Linked DNA regions of Homo sapiens: region 1 is linked to region 2. A link is a loop called in an ENCODE intact Hi-C map of the cell type or tissue named here. Cell type or tissue: endothelial cell of umbilical vein. All regions are shown on one strand. Region 1 overlaps PSEN1 (presenilin 1). Region 2 has its middle 11 kb from the start of DNAL1.

Region 1 (8,000 bases), 460 kb before region 2:
AACCAGTTTTATCAGCAAGATCTTTATGAGCTGTATCTTGTGCTGACTTCCTATCTCATCCCGTAACTAAGAGTACCTAACCTCCTGCAAATGCAGCCCAGTAGGTCTTGGCCTTATTTTACCCAGCCCCTATTCAAGATAGAGTTGCTCTGGTCCAAACGCCTCTGACACAAGGATTTTAAAGTCTTATTAATTAAGGTAAGATAGTTCCTTGCATATGTGGTCTGAAATCACAGAAAGCTGAATTTGAAAAAGGTGCTTGGAGCTGCAGCCAGTAAACAAGTTTTCATGCAGGTGTCAGTATTTAAGGTACATCTCAAAGGATAAGTACAATTGTGTATGTTGGGATGAACAGAGAGAATGGAGCAAGCCAAGACCCAGGTAAAAGAGAGGACCTGAATGCCTTCAGTGAACAATGATAGATAATCTAGACTTTTAAACTGCATACTTCCTGTACATTGTTTTTTCTTGCTTCAGGTTTTTAGAACTCATAGTGACGGGTCTGTTGTTAATCCCAGGTCTAACCGTTACCTTGATTCTGCTGAGAATCTGATTTACTGAAAATGTTTTTCTTGTGCTTATAGAATGACAATAGAGAACGGCAGGAGCACAACGACAGACGGAGCCTTGGCCACCCTGAGCCATTATCTAATGGACGACCCCAGGGTAACTCCCGGCAGGTGGTGGAGCAAGATGAGGAAGAAGATGAGGAGCTGACATTGAAATATGGCGCCAAGCATGTGATCATGCTCTTTGTCCCTGTGACTCTCTGCATGGTGGTGGTCGTGGCTACCATTAAGTCAGTCAGCTTTTATACCCGGAAGGATGGGCAGCTGTACGTATGAGTTTTGTTTTATTATTCTCAAAGCCAGTGTGGCTTTTCTTTACAGCATGTCATCATCACCTTGAAGGCCTCTGCATTGAAGGGGCATGACTTAGCTGGAGAGCCCATCCTCTGTGATGGTCAGGAGCAGTTGAGAGAGCGAGGGGTTATTACTTCATGTTTTAAGTGGAGAAAAGGAACACTGCAGAAGTATGTTTCCTGTATGGTATTACTGGATAGGGCTGAAGTTATGCTGAATTGAACACATAAATTCTTTTCCACCTCAGGGCCATTGGGCGCCCATTGCTCTTCTGCCTAGAATATTCTTTCCTTTTCTAACTTTGGTGGATTAAATTCCTGTCATCCCCCTCCTCTTGGTGTTATATATAAAGTTTTGGTGCCGCAAAAGAAGTAGCACTCGAATATAAAATTTTCCTTTTAATTCTCAGCAAGGCAAGTTACTTCTATATAGAAGGGTGCACCCTTACAGATGGAACAATGGCAAGCGCACATTTGGACAAGGGAGGGGAAAGGGTTCTTATCCCTGACACACGTGGTCCCTGCTGCTGTGTTCTTCCCCTACTGACTAGGGTTAGACTGCACAGGCTAAACTAATTCCAATTGGCTAATTTAAAGAGAATGATGGGGTGAGTGCTTTGGCAGGAGTCAGGGAAGAGCAGGTAGCAGGTAACTGGAATGAGGGTGGAGCAGGTAATGGAAAAACATTGCTTTACGAGGAAGTTAAGTTTAAAAGTAGAAGGCAAAGAATTGAACATACTGGCGTATTAATTCTTTGAAATTTAGAACTCACATCTAACATTGGCTTAAATGTTAAATCCTCAAAGATAACATTCCTGTTTCTCCTAACACGATTAAGTCCTTCTTGGTATCTTTTCTCATAGCAACTTGTCCTTTCTCACTTGTCACAATTTGCAAATATATATTTATTTACATTGTTTATTTAATGCCTAATTTCCTTCTTTATTGCAAGGCCTGTGAGGGTACTGAGTCTCCAGGGTGAGGTGTATAATAAATGGCCAAACGAATTGTTAATTGAAAGGATGAACAACTAATTCAAGCCAGCACTCTCTAGACTCCTGGGGGGCTATCATGTGGGTTCCCTGGTGCTGCTGATGTCAGCCCTTGGCCTCCAAGAAAAATGCTTGATTCAAATGTCATCTAGTTCCATCTCTACGACTCTCATGGGGTCCAAAGAAGAGTTTTAATTGAGTTTTAGAATTTGAAGTTGTGAAGTGTCTGAAAAACTACATGGTGTTCTGAAAGCCAAACTTTTAGCCTTTTGGGAGAGCATCTAAGACAGCAGGTGAAGGGCAGGGGTTAGAACTAGAGGGATTGAAGAATATTATCCATATAGGTTAGGGTTAGGTTTGGCAACGTATTATAGAACAAACATTGGCAAGCTACAGCCACAGGCCAGATCTGTCTGCTACCTTTCCACAAAGGTGTAATAACAAAGTTATTCACAAATTTGTGAATAAACTTTCATTGGAAAGTGACCACGCTCCTTGGTTTATACATTGTCTGTGGCTGCTTTCACACTACAGTAGCACAGTTGAGTGTTTGCACTGGAGACCATATGACCCATAGAGCTTAAAATATTCAGTCTGGCTTTTTACAGAGATGTTTCTGACTTTGTTAATAGAAAATCAAAACAACTGGTTTAAATAATGCACATACTTTCTCTCTCATAGAGTAGTGCAGAGGTAGGCAGTCCAGATTAGTACGGTGGCTTCACGTTCATCAAGGACTCAATCTCCTTCTTTCTTCTTTAGCTTCTAACCTCTAGCTTACTTCAGGGTCCAGGCTGGAGCCCTAGCCTTCATTCTGACAGTAGGAAGGAGTAGGGGAGAAAAGAACATAGGACATGTCAGCAGAATTCTCTCCTTAGAAGTTCCATACACAACACATCTCCCTAGAAGTCATTGCCCTTACTTGTTCTCATAGCCATCCTAAATATAAGGGAGTCAGAAGTAAAGTCTTTTTGGCTGGGAATATTGGCACCTGGAATAAAAATGTTTTTCTGTGAATGAGAAACAAGGGGAAGATGGATATGTGACATTATCTTAAGACAACTCCAGTTGCAATTACTCTGCAGATGAGAGGCACTAATTATAAGCCATATTACCTTTCTTCTGACAACCACTTGTCAGCCCACGTGGTTTCTGTGGCAGAATCTGGTTCTATAACAAGTTCCTAATAAGCTGTAGCCAAAAAAATTTGATGAGGTATTATAATTATTTCAATATAAAGCACCCACTAGATGGAGCCAGTGTCTGCTTCACATGTTAAGTCCTTCTTTCCATATGTTAGACATTTTCTTTGAAGCAATTTTAGAGTGTAGCTGTTTTTCTCAGGTTAAAAATTCTTAGCTAGATTGGTGAGTTGGGGAAAAGTGACTTATAAGATACGAATTGAATTAAGAAAAAGAAAATTCTGTGTTGGAGGTGGTAATGTGGTTGGTGATCTCCATTAACACTGACCTAGGGCTTTTGTGTTTGTTTTATTGTAGAATCTATACCCCATTCACAGAAGATACCGAGACTGTGGGCCAGAGAGCCCTGCACTCAATTCTGAATGCTGCCATCATGATCAGTGTCATTGTTGTCATGACTATCCTCCTGGTGGTTCTGTATAAATACAGGTGCTATAAGGTGAGCATGAGACACAGATCTTTGCTTTCCACCCTGTTCTTCTTATGGTTGGGTATTCTTGTCACAGTAACTTAACTGATCTAGGAAAGAAAAAATGTTTTGTCTTCTAGAGATAAGTTAATTTTTAGTTTTCTTCCTCCTCACTGTGGAACATTCAAAAAATACAAAAAGGAAGCCAGGTGCATGTGTAATGCCAGGCTCAGAGGCTGAGGCAGGAGGATCACTTGGGCCCAGGAGTTCACAAGCAGCTTGGGCAACGTAGCAAGACCCTGCCTCTATTAAAGAAAACAAAAAACAAATATTGGAAGTATTTTATATGCATGGAATCTATATGTCATGAAAAAATTAGTGTAAAATATATATATTATGATTAGTTATCAAGATTTAGTGATAATTTATGTTATTTTGGATTTCAATGCCTTTTTAGGCCATTGTCTCAAAAAATAAAAGCAGAAAACAAAAAAAGTTGTAACTGAAAAATAAACATTTCCATATAATAGCACAATCTAAGTGGGTTTTTGTTTGTTTGTTTGTTTGTTGAAGCAGGGCCTTGCCCTGTCACCCAGGCTGGAGTGAAGTGCAGTGGCACGATTTTGGCTCACTGCAGACTCAACCCACCAGTTTCAAGCGATTCTCCTGCCTCTGCCTCCCAAATAGCTGGGATTACAGGTGTGTGCCACCACACTCGGCTAATTTTTGTATTTTTAGTAGAGACAGGGTTTCACCATGTTGACCACACTGGTCTCGAACTCCTGGCCTCAAGTGATCTGCCCACCTTGGTCTCCCAAAGTGCTGGGATTACAGGCATGAGCCACTGCGCCCGGCCCTAAGTGGTTTTAATATTTTGATTGACAGTATACTGAAGAAATATACTCTAAGACCTTTATGAATCTCCTCATTCACAAATAACACTGTAGGATATAATGGTCCCTATAAAATACGGTATAACTAAAATCAGATTTTTATATTGGAGTACAGAACAATAAAGCCATCTTCAGATGCTGGTATTAAACTCACTGGTGACTGGTCACACCTTGCCTAAACTGGTAGCCACCATGCATCCTCTCACCATCTCCACTGTACTACTTCCTTCCTTGGGAAGTCGGGCGCTGGGAGGTTGTACAGGAAAGATACAGACCCACCCTTCTCAGCCTCTCCTCCCCTAGCTCGCTCTTTTGCCAAAGTGACCTACTGCTGAGTTTCAAAGTGACCTACTGCTGAGTTTCAGCCAACTAGCACGTTTCAGATTCATACCTTAGAAAAAATTACACATTATCACAAGTCATGCACCTTTTAAGGTCATTTTCAAATAATAGAAATTATAAGTGTTCGGCCAGGCATGGTGGCTCATGCCTGTAATCCCAGCACTTTGGGAGGCCAAGGCAGGAGGATTGCTTGAGGTCAGGAGTTTTTTTTGTTTTTTTGTTTTTTTCCCCGAGACGAAGTCTCGCTCTTGTCCCGCAGGCTGGAGTGTGACAGCGCGATCTTGGCTCACTGCAAGCTGTGCCTCCTGGGTTCAAGCGATTCTTCTGCCTCAGCCCCCCGAGTAGCTGGGATTACAGGCGCCTGCCACCACACCCGGCTAATTTTTGTATTTTTAGTAGAGACTGGGTTTTACCGTGTTGGCCAGGCTGGTCTAGAACTCCTGACCTCAGGTGATCCACCCACCTCGGCCTCGCAAGGGCTGGGATTACAGGCGTGAGCCACCATACCTGGCCGAGGTCAGGGGTTTGAGACCAGCCTGAGCAACATAGTAAGACCTATCTCTACCAAAAAAAAAAAAAATTAACTTTCCAAATGTAGGAGTCTACTCTGTTTCCTTCTAGTATTTATTTCTGTATACTTTTCTAACATGGTTAAAATGTGTAATCAATATGTGTCCTTTTACTTTGGTGTGAACATTTTTTCTATTATAAATTCTTAGAAAATATTTCTATGGCTATGAGATATTTGATTCAAGTGCCTTGTAATTTACTTCTCAAATGTCCCTGATGTTGGACATTTGTTTCTAGTGTTTCACTATTTTAAAAAACAGTAATATCTGTCTTTATGCTTAGAGCTTTTTCAGTTTTTCAAATTATTTCCTTAGGGTAAAATCCTAGAAGTAGAATTTTTGGGGCAAATTATCTACATATTTATAACTGTCTTGGTATTCAAAATCTCGTTTTCAAAAAGCTTATATCAATTTGTACTTAACACCAGTAGTGAATGAGAGTATCTGTCGTACCCCACCAGTGCTGAATTTCTTTTTTAAAACTGTGCTGGTTTTTATAGGTAAAGAAAATGTCTTAATTTGCATTTAGTTGGTTACTAGTAATATCACATACCTTTTCAATGCTTGTGAACTTTAAGCTTATACAGAGTTTAACCTTGCATGTTGAACATTTGAGTGAGTGGAAGTGTTAAGTGATGGCCATCTGTATAATCTATTAGTAATGTATGGAGACCATTAAAGATGACAGGTATGTGTGATGATGACAGGTTGTTACCAACACTCAGAAGGCCAAAAAGCAAGTGATATAAACCCATGCTGGGAAGCATTCACCTCCCCCACTTTAAAAATGCTAGTTTCTTAATTCCTTTTCTTTATCCCTTTTTTTGTCTGCACGTGTTTACTTGCCTTTAGTTTCCCTGCTTTAGTAGGCTGACCTTGTGACTTTTACCAGGATCCCATTATACTTTTGTTCTTCTGTTTATTTCTCAGATTTTATTGGAGGGTGGAATTCTACTTTTTCTTTCTTATAATCTAGAATTTACATTCAGATTTCCTGCCTTTCCCTTACAAAATACCTGTGTAGTTGGATAGGTGGAGCTCTGGACTCAGAGTTCTTTCTTCTAGTAATCTTAGGAAATTATTTAATTTTTCTGTGTTTTCATATTTTCACACATAAAAGAGAAAACACCATTTCTAAACTACCTCTTCTTTTCTCTGCTTTTAAGCATGTAAAGGTTTTCCCAATCTTGGGCAGTGACATGTACAGGACAGTATAGCTTTACATCTGCCTTGTTTTAATTAAACACTAGTTCTTTGAGGTAACCCCTACTATTATCCCAGTTTTATGGATGAGGCACTGAGGCAGGGGTCACACAGCTAGTGTGGGTCAGAACCTAATGGGTCAGAATGGACATTTGAGTCCAGAGTTTGGCCTGGATTGACACACATAGCTATTACGTAAGATTCCTCTCAAATTCAGTCCTCAGCTCCCTGAAGTGTGGGTTCTCTTTTCATGCCTCCATGGAAACTGCGTATCATGTGGTTACCAGTTTTTCCTTTGGTCGTATCTGCTGACCTTTTTGAACCTAATTTTTTCTGGACCTTATTGCCATTTGACTTATTTATTGCCTCCCACTTGACACTGATTCTGGCTTTTGCTTTTCTTCCTACTTTGGTCCTTTTTGCAGTTTTCTAAAGCTAACCAGCCATGACTCTCAGATGATGGACTTTTTCGTCTCTCCCATTACTTCTTGGGAAATTATATTTTAATCTCATGGTTTAAATTTTCATCCTTAAATATAACTTTTAATGTAGTATTTTTAGCCCAGAAGGGCCCATGGTTGGTTTGTTTTCTCCTTTGCATATCTCTTCTACTCAGATACCTGGTAGCATATAAATCAAATGAATTATCCTTCATACCATTTCATTATCATCAGTAGGACTGCTTTGCTGGGGTTTTTTTGTGTGTGTGTTTTTGTTTTTGTTTTTGTTTTTGTTTTGAGATAAAGTCTTGCTTTGTCACCTAGGCAAGAGTGCTAGGATTACAGGCGTGAGCCGCTATGCCAGGACAGCCGTTTTCTTCTAGTATTATTTGCCCTCTGTCTGAACATCTTCCTTTAGTAATGCTTTTAGAGCAAGGCAGCTGGCCTCAATTTGTTTTAATTTTTCTTCCCCTTAGGATGTTTTAATTTTACCTTTATTACTGAAGGATATTGTTACTGGGCAGAAAATTGTCTTGATATTCCCCTTTTCAGCATTTAAAAAATGCTCTTCTGCTTTCTTTCAGCCTCCATGGTTTCTCATAAAAATCAGTCATTCGAATCACTGTTCTTCTAAAAGTAATACATTGTTTTGTTCTGGTCACTTTCAAAATTTTCTTTTTCTTTTCAGCAGTTTAATTATGGGACTGTGTGAGGATTTCTTTGTTCATTCTGTTTGGAGTTCACTGAGCTTTTTGAATCTCTAGGTTTATGTCTTTTACCAAATTTGGAAAATTTTTCAACCATTATTTCTTCAAAATTTTTCTGTACCACATTCTTTACTCTTTTTTTTTTTGAAACAGAGTGGCGCACTGCAACCTCTGCCTTCCCGGTTCAAGTGATTCTCCTGCCTCAGCCTCCCAAAGTGCTGGGATTACGGGTGCCTGCCACCATGCCTGGCTGATTTTGTTAATTTTTAGTAGAGACGGGGTTTTACCACATTGACCAGGCTGGTCTTGAACTCCTGGCCTTAAGTATTCCGCCTGCCTGGGCCTCCCAAAGTGCTGGGTTACAGGTGTGAGCCACCACAC
Region 2 (8,000 bases):
CTGCTGGCCTGCCTGTTGCAACGTTCTCGCAACGTATTTTCCTACTTTCTCTAATAAATCTGCCTTTCTTTACCTACAACTGTCTTGGTAAATTCTTTTACCCCATGCCACCATAGTGGTTCGCTCCCCCAATAAAATGCTACTAAGCTGAGTGGGGAAACCCAGCAAGGCCTGTCTGTCTAGATTCTTCTTGGCTTCTCTGAGCTTCATTCCTTCCTTCTGGGTGTGGGGCATGCCGGTCCCTCTTTAGAATGGGAATCACGACTTACAGTCAAATAAGGTAGATCAGATCATTTGTTTACAGCCAATTTTTACACAGAAAGGCAGAGGGAAAATTACAGTAATATTTTGAGGTTTTATCACTGGCTTTAGGGAAAAGGAGTTCTGGTTTCTATGATCTGCCTGGAAGAAAAGGGATTCTAGTTTTTATGGCTAGCCTCAGGGAAGAATGGGACTCAGAGCAGGGTGGCAGGAGAAGGGCAAAGAAAAACTTTCCCTTCTGAGGCCTTCATTTTGGGGTATTGTTCTCTGAGCCCCAACAATATTTATGGCGAAAGGACCAAAGACAGGACTTTAACAAGTCCTTGCTTTTCAGAGAAAAGTACCTTGCAGGTACTTACTTTTCAAAGAAAACAGGGTTGTTGGATGGCTCTAAACCAGAAACTCTTGGTCCAATGGCCATGTGTTTTCAGTGGCAAATACATTCTATCCAGAAATATGACACATGACAATTATTTATAGATAAATGGGATAAGATTTGAAAATGGGATTGTTTCTCCCCAAATTTAGGATTTATATACATACCCCTCTTCCTTGACAAGCAGTTTAATAAAATATGTTCACCTGGGTTAATTCACCTCATTTTACACATGCGTTTTAATTAAGATAGAATAGTAGAAAACAATTTTTTTTTTAATTTTTAGAGACCAGGTCTTGCTCTGTCACCCAGGCTGGGGTGCAGTGGTGCAATCCATAGCTCACTGCAACCTCTAACTCCTGGGCTCAAGTGGTCCTCCCACTTCAGCCTCCTGAGTAGCTAGGACAACAGGCATGAGCCACCATGGCCAGCTATTTGAAAAAATGTAGTAGGTGAAGGTAGTGGCGGCCAGGGCTGGGGTCCTGGGAGTCTAGTGGCCGCAAAGGGCATCCCAGAATGTGATGCCACTGGGTGCACAGACAGCCTCCCACATTACCAAGGGCATGCTCCCGGGGCCCTAACCTAAGACCCCAGAAGAACGGGTCGCTGCCACCAAGAAGTATAAATATGTGTGTGGAAGACTACGAGCCTTATTCGAATGACGGCATGGGGTATGGGGACTACCTGAAGCTCCCTGACCACTTATAGCAGAAGAGGGATCTGTGGTATAACTGAGACCACCTGGCCTGAGGTTGAACTGGGGATACACTGGCACCTAGACATGCATATCAGGAACCATGTAGCTATGTCCCCCACACCTGTTTCTTGGAATATCATGTGTATACAGCTCTTCGGCTCTGTGGCTTTCATGATGTTCATGTTCTGGGTGGGGGTGATTTACCCTGTCTACCAGCCCGTGGGACCAAAACAGTGTCCTTGCAATAATCTGTACCTGGAACAAGGTGGCGATCTCTCCAAAGAACCTGAGCCAGTGGTTGACTATGGATACCAGGAGGCTTTGTGGGCTTTTGCGCCCTCTAACTAAGACTCCCTCATTCCTATAAATTTAACCTTAATGAAATCCCTAATAAAACTCAGTGCTGTGGTGGTTTAAAAAAAAAAAAAGAAAAGGAAATTTGTAGAGATGGGGGTCTCGTTATGTTGCCCAGGGTGGTCTTGAACTCCTGGCCTCAAAGTGATCCTTCTGCCTCTGTCTCCCAAAATGCTGGGATTACAGGCATGAGCCACCATGCCTAGCCGGAAAACAAATTTTAAATTACATATATCAATACTTTCTTCACTGTGAAAGATTCAAGTAATACAGATAAAATAAAAGGTCCTCTTAACTCATTACCCAATCTCAGTCTTCTCCCAAGGGTAGTTACTATTACCAGTTTGAAGTGTTTCCTTCCAGAACCATTCCAGAACCATTTTGTATATATATACAAAATACAATATTCATATGTATGAATGAAAAACTATGGTTTTATTTTGTGGGTTCAAGGCCTTTTCTCTCTCTTAAAAAAACAGAAATGTAATATACTTGGCTGGGGGCAGTGGCTCATGCCTGTAATCCCAGCACTTTGGGAGGCCAAGGCAGGGGGATCACCTGAGGTCAGGAGTTCAAGACCAGCCTGGCCAACATGGTGAAACCCCATCTCTACTAAAAATACAAAAATTAGCCAGATGCAGTGGTTTGCGCCTATAATCCCAGCTACTAGGGAGGCTGAGGTAGGAGAATCACTTGAACCCGGGAAGTGGAGGTTGCAGTGAGCCAAGATCACGCCATTGCACTCCAGCCTGGGTGACAGAGTGAGACCCTGTCTCAAAAAAAAAAAAAAAAGAAGAAGAAGAAATGTAATATACTTGTAAGCTTTTCTTCTGCATACAAAAAATATACATTGTTAACACTTGTTCCAGTCCACAGGACAATAGAACTTATTTCCTTAGGGTATATATCTGTAATTCAGCTTTCTCTCTCTCTCTCTCTCTTTTTTTTTTTTTTTGAGATGGGGTCTCATTCTGTCCCCCAAGCTGGAGTGCAATGGCACAATATCGGCTCACTGCAGCCTCCGCCTCCCGGTTTCATGCGATTCTCTCGCCTCAGCCTCCCGAGTAGCTGGGATTACAGGTGCCTGCCACCACGCCTGGCTAATTTTTGAATTTTTAGTAGAGATTTGGTTTCACCATTCTGGCCAGGCTGGTCTCGAACTCCTGACCTCACGTGATCCATCCGCTTCGGCCTCCTAAAGTGCTGGGATTACAGGCGTGAGCCACTGCGGGCTGTCCTGTAGTTCCACTTTCTGAATGAAAAAGCAAAATTTATGCTCCCTCCTGAGCTCATCCCCTATGTCCCCGCTGGGCTCGTTTTAGGTCTTTGCTGGCATTCAAGTTGGGGAAGTGTCTCTCCACCAGTTTCTATTATCAATCCCTACTATTTTATAGTTCAATTCAGTATCTCATCGGAAACGTTTAAACTTTAACTTTGATAGTCTTTCTTAATCCAGGACAAAGATTACTTAAAACGGAGGAAAGGAATTTGTTAGGACCCTAGCACACTTGGCCTCCTTCAATCAGGCTTAGGGAATATTGACCCCTGGTGGCCAGTGAGGAAATTCAGAGGCGGCCAGAGGCCGGCACTTACCGTTAAAAATGCTTAACTTTATTCGCCACACGTCCGGGGTAAACTCGCGAGGGGATCCTACCTCTTCCAGATGGTTCCACACGGGACCTCTAGGAGCTCAAAGGACCCTGGGCCCTCCGAAGTCGTCTCTTCTTGCAGCCCGTTGCTAAGTGGCGCCGCAGGGACCAGCCCAGGTCCCATCACGTGGCCCTGCAGGGTTTTGCCCCACAGGGCCACGACCTGCCAGGCCGGGCCCCCCTCCTCCCTCCTCTTCAGCGCGGAACCTCGGCCGCCAGTGCCAGGCCGCCTCGACCTTGGCGGAGGTCAAAGCCGCGACAGTCCCGGACCATGTGGCCGGCGGTCCGGGCAGCGCTCCGAGCCTCTGGGGTCCCCCTCCAGGCCTGGAGGCCGATATCCACATCGTCCTTTTTCTCCCAAAAGGCCGCGACCCTGACCGTCACGCCCAAGACTGGGCTGGCCGACAAGTGCCTGGATATGAAAGCAGAAGGCTTGGGCTCGGGGGAGCCGGTGACCCTGCAGGTGTCGGGCGTCAGCCACCGAGGCCGCCTCTTCCACTCCCTTGCCCACTACGAGGTGGACAGCGGCGGGGGGCTGGACCTGGCCGGGGACCTGGCTCTAGGAGGCGACTTCACGGGCGTGGGGCCCATGGGGCTCCTGTGGAGCCTCATGCCGGCCGCTTCGAAGGATCCACGCCTCAGTCGAATGCGGAGGGCCGCCTTGAAAAACCCCCTCATAGTGGAGGTGACCATCCACCTAACGCCGCTGCAGCAGGCGGCGCCGCTGAGTCCGGCGCTGGCCTCGGCCCAGGTGCAGCGCTGGTTCTCCATCCCCGAGCTGCGCCGCGCGCCTGCGAGCCGGCCGCCTGCGGGGGGTCTTCCTGCTGCCATCAGGTGCGGGGGCCCTTTTCCGCAGAGTGCCTGACAGCAGAGTGAGGGAATCGACTGGCTTGCTTTGCTAGCTGGTTTGTCATCTGAAAACAAAGCGAGCTCCTTAATCCCTTTATTTTGTCTCCTAGACTTCAAGTGGAACATTCATTCCCCTAGATGGTGGCTAGGATCCAAATTTCATCTGCTTATGCACCTTTCTTCTGCCAGCTGCTCACCCGCCAGAGTCCTAGTGCTGCATACGCTATTCCTTAGGAGCATAGACCCTGCGTGTTTGCTATATTAAGCATAAGATTGCTGCAAAGTTTCTAGCATTAAATGCTTTTGTTTGCTTACAGCAGTCTCAACCTCCTGAGCCCAAGCGATCCTCCCACCTCAGCCTTCAGAGTAGAGTAGCTGGGACAGCAGCCATGTGCCACCCAGGTAAATTTTTTTTTTATTTTTTGTAGAGACAGGGTTTCCCTACGTTGCCCAGCCTGGTCTTGAACTCGTGGGCTCCAGCGATCCTCCCACCTTGGCCTCCCCAAGTGTTGGGATTACAGGTGTGAACCACCACACCCAGCCATCTTTCTTTTTTAAATTCTTATTTTTTTAGAGACTAGGTCTTGCTCTGTCACCCAGGCTGGAGTGCAATGGCATCATGATAGCTTATTGCAGCCTCGACCTTCTGGGCTCAAGTGATCCTTCCACCTCATCTTCTCAAAGTGCTGGGATTACAGGCGTACATGGCCTCATTTTAACCTTTTTGTTTTTTTAGAGATAGGGTCTTGCTATGCTGCCCAGACTGGTCTTGAACTCCTGGCCTTAAGCAGTCCTCCCACCTCAACTTCTCAAAGTACTGGGATTACAGACACACACAACTGAGCCTGGCTTTATTATTATTATTATTATTATTATTATTATTATTATTATTATTATTATTTGAGACAGGGTCTCACTCTGTCACCCTGGCTGGAGTGCAGTGGCACTGTCACGGCTCACTGCAACCTCCCTTCCAGGGCTGAAGCGATTCTCCCACCTCAGCCTCCCAAGTAGCTGGAACTACAGGATCTCACCACTCTGCCCAGCCACTTTTACTTTAATTGGAATAACAAAGGAATATATCTGAAAAATACCAGGAAACAATTGGCCGATAAATTCTTCTCTTGGAATAGTGAAGGAATAAAACATCCCCAACAGGACTGTTGAAAGAGAAATAATAGACCAACGTTGGGAGGATATTAGTTTGACATTTTACTATCTCTTCACACATGTAGTTCATTTTATAGTACACCTTCATTAGACCTTTAAAACAGTTTAATCCCTGTCAAATTATGGATTCTGGTGACTCTGACTATATCTTAAATTTATTGAGAAATCAAAGGGCCCTTTAAATTTGGATGTCTGGGTTTGTTTTTGTTTTTTGATTCTTTGTTTGTTTTTTGAGACGTAGTCTCACTCTGTTGCCCAGGCTAGAGTGCAGTGGTGAGATCTCAGCTCACTGCAACCTCCGTCACCCAAGTTGAAGCGGTTCTCCCACCTCAGCCTCCCGACTAGCTGGGATCACAGGCATGCACCACCACAACCAGCTAGTTTTTTGTATTTTTAGTAGAGATGGGTTTTTGGGGTTTCACCATGATGACCAGGCTGGTCTCGAACTCCCGACCTCAAATGATCTGCTCACCTCGGCCTCCCAAAGTGCTGGGATTACAGGCATGAGCCACTGTACCTGGCTTTAAAAATCTCATGCTAAAAACCAGACATCCAGCCGGATGCAGTGGCTCACGCCTGTAATCTCAGCACTTTGAGAGGCCGAGGCGGGCAGATCACCTGAGGTCAGCAGTTTGAGACCAGCCTGGCCAACGTGTAGTGAAACCCCGTCTCTACTAAAAAATACAAAAATTAGCTGGGCATGGTGGCACACACCTGTAGTCCCAGCTACTTGGGAAGCTGAGGCAGGAGAATCGCTTGAACCTGGCAGGTGGAGGTTGTAGTGAGCTGAGATCGCACCACTGTACCTTAGCCTGGGCAACAGATCAAGACTCCGTCTCTCAAACAAACAAACGAACAAACAAAAGCAGACATCCGGCCAGCACGGTGGCTTACCCCTGTAATCCCAGCACTTTCGGAGGCTGAGGTGGGTGGATCGCCTGAGGTCAGGAGTTCAAGACCAGCCTGGCCAACATGGCAGAAACCTTGTCTCTACAAAAATTAGCAGGGTGCAGTGGGGCACAAGAATTGCTTGAGCCCGGGAGGTGTGGAGGTTGCAGTGAGTCCAGACTATGCCACTGCATTCCAGCCTGGGCTATGGGAGTGAAACCCTGTCTAAAAAAAGAAAAAAAAAAGGAGATTTTTATTCTTACATAACTCAAAGCTTGCAGAACTATTTGCTTAGACTTATCAGGACTTGTACTTCAAACCAAAACACTTCCCATATATTTGGTGCGATTTTTCTTTTTCTTTTTTTCCATTTACCAGTGATTAACTCACAGGGAAAAAAATATAAAAATATTTTTACATTTATAGAATCAAAATAGCTCAAATAAATGTCTATTTCAACCACAATAATAAATCCATTTCCACAAAACAGATGTTTTCTTTTCAAAGCAAGTAGGTAGTTTTTTTAAAAAAAGATAAATTATACAATCTAATTTTCATTTAGAAAATGTTGGCTAGGTAAATGTTCTGTCATCTAACCCAAGATTCATTCCCTTTCCTGGGTTATAGATGATGGTCCTTTTGCTGGTCTCATTGATATATTTGGTGATGGAGGATTAAGTGAATCTTGAGCAAGTCTCCTGGCTTGTTGAGGTTTTGCTACTCTGCTTTGCCATTTTTTGGCTATGAAGATCTACCTCCAGCCATGAAAGACTTAAACTTAGATTACTTTGAAGAGGCAGTTAAATTTGTGCAAAGTCACCCAAAGGTGAGTGGTATGAGAGAAATGAATGAATTACTCCAGAAGAGAGTGAATAAAGGAAGTGTTACTAATGGGTTGGAAAATACCTGCAACAAATACCTGTTGAATTAATAAATAAATACTAGAGCTGTCTGATAACTCTAAAAAACTCATAAAAGACTTTCTGGCCAGGCACAGTGGCTCACGCCTGTAATCCCAGCACTTTGGGAGGCTGAGGTGGGCGGATCATCTGAAGTTGGAAGTTCAAGATCAGCCTGATTAACATGGAGAAACCCCATCTCTACTAAAAATACAAAATTAGCCGGCTTGGTGGAGCATGCCTGTAATCCCAGCTATTTGGGAGGCTGAGGCAGGAAAATTGCTTGAACCTGGGAGGCAGACGTTGCAGTGAGCCCAGATTGCACCATTGCACTCCAGCCTGGGCAACAAGAGCGAAACTCTGTCTCAAAAGAAAAAAAAAAAAAAAAAGGACTTTCCTTTATTGAGGACTTTGGTGATCCCATTAACAATTATGCTTCATTTTTCCTTTGTCTCTTTCCGTGTTTGCCTTCTTTTTCTTCAGTCTGCAGGTCAAAGGTCCAAACATTGCAGTGATTGGCTCAGGCAAAGGGTCAGAGTTGGCATTTTCCATGGCTAGCTTTCTCCCAAATATAGCTGTGGTCGTGACCATCAGTGGCTGCATCTCAAACACAACTACGCCCTACCTGTGGTAGCTTGATCCTGCTAGGACTGCCTTTTAACCTAGACAGAATCTCTGCCACTGATTGAGGAGTATACGGTTAAAGAAGCACTGGAAGACCCCTTGGACAAGCCTATCAAAAAAGCTGTATCCCTCTTAAAAAAGCCAGTGCTGGCTGGGCGCAGTGGCTCACGTCTGTAATCCCAGCACTTTGGGAGGCCGAGGCGGGTGGATTACCTGAGGTCAGGAGTTCGAGA

What was found. Hi-C counts contacts between places; a loop is a spot of excess contacts. Peaks named below come from ENCODE experiments on the same cell type or tissue, not always from the same donor. Only the 100,000 strongest peaks of a DNase experiment are listed, where the experiment ranks them.
Region 1: it touches region 2 in a loop (14-fold over the local background); 9 of 110 quality-filtered maps call a loop at or near these places.

What each region holds. Positions count from the first base shown.
Region 1 is chr14:73,170,213-73,178,212 of GRCh38, forward strand. PSEN1 (presenilin 1) reads left to right here. Exons shown (of 12, transcript NM_000021.4): 4 at 585-835; 5 at 3,354-3,495. Among named protein-coding and RNA genes, the nearest start is that of PSEN1, 38 kb to the left of the region's middle. RefSeq lists enhancers at 1-41, 314-892. In endothelial cell of umbilical vein, a CTCF peak has its summit at 3,108 (motif pointing right); a DNase peak (open chromatin) is centred at 3,109.
Region 2 is chr14:73,630,380-73,638,379 of GRCh38, forward strand. It overlaps a transcript of HEATR4 not described here and the pseudogene NDUFB8P1. Among named protein-coding and RNA genes, the nearest start is that of DNAL1, 11 kb to the right of the region's middle. RefSeq lists an enhancer at 2,949-2,998. In endothelial cell of umbilical vein, CTCF peaks have their summits at 3,260 (motif pointing left) and 4,036; a DNase peak (open chromatin) is centred at 3,222; H3K4me3 peaks cover 868 bases.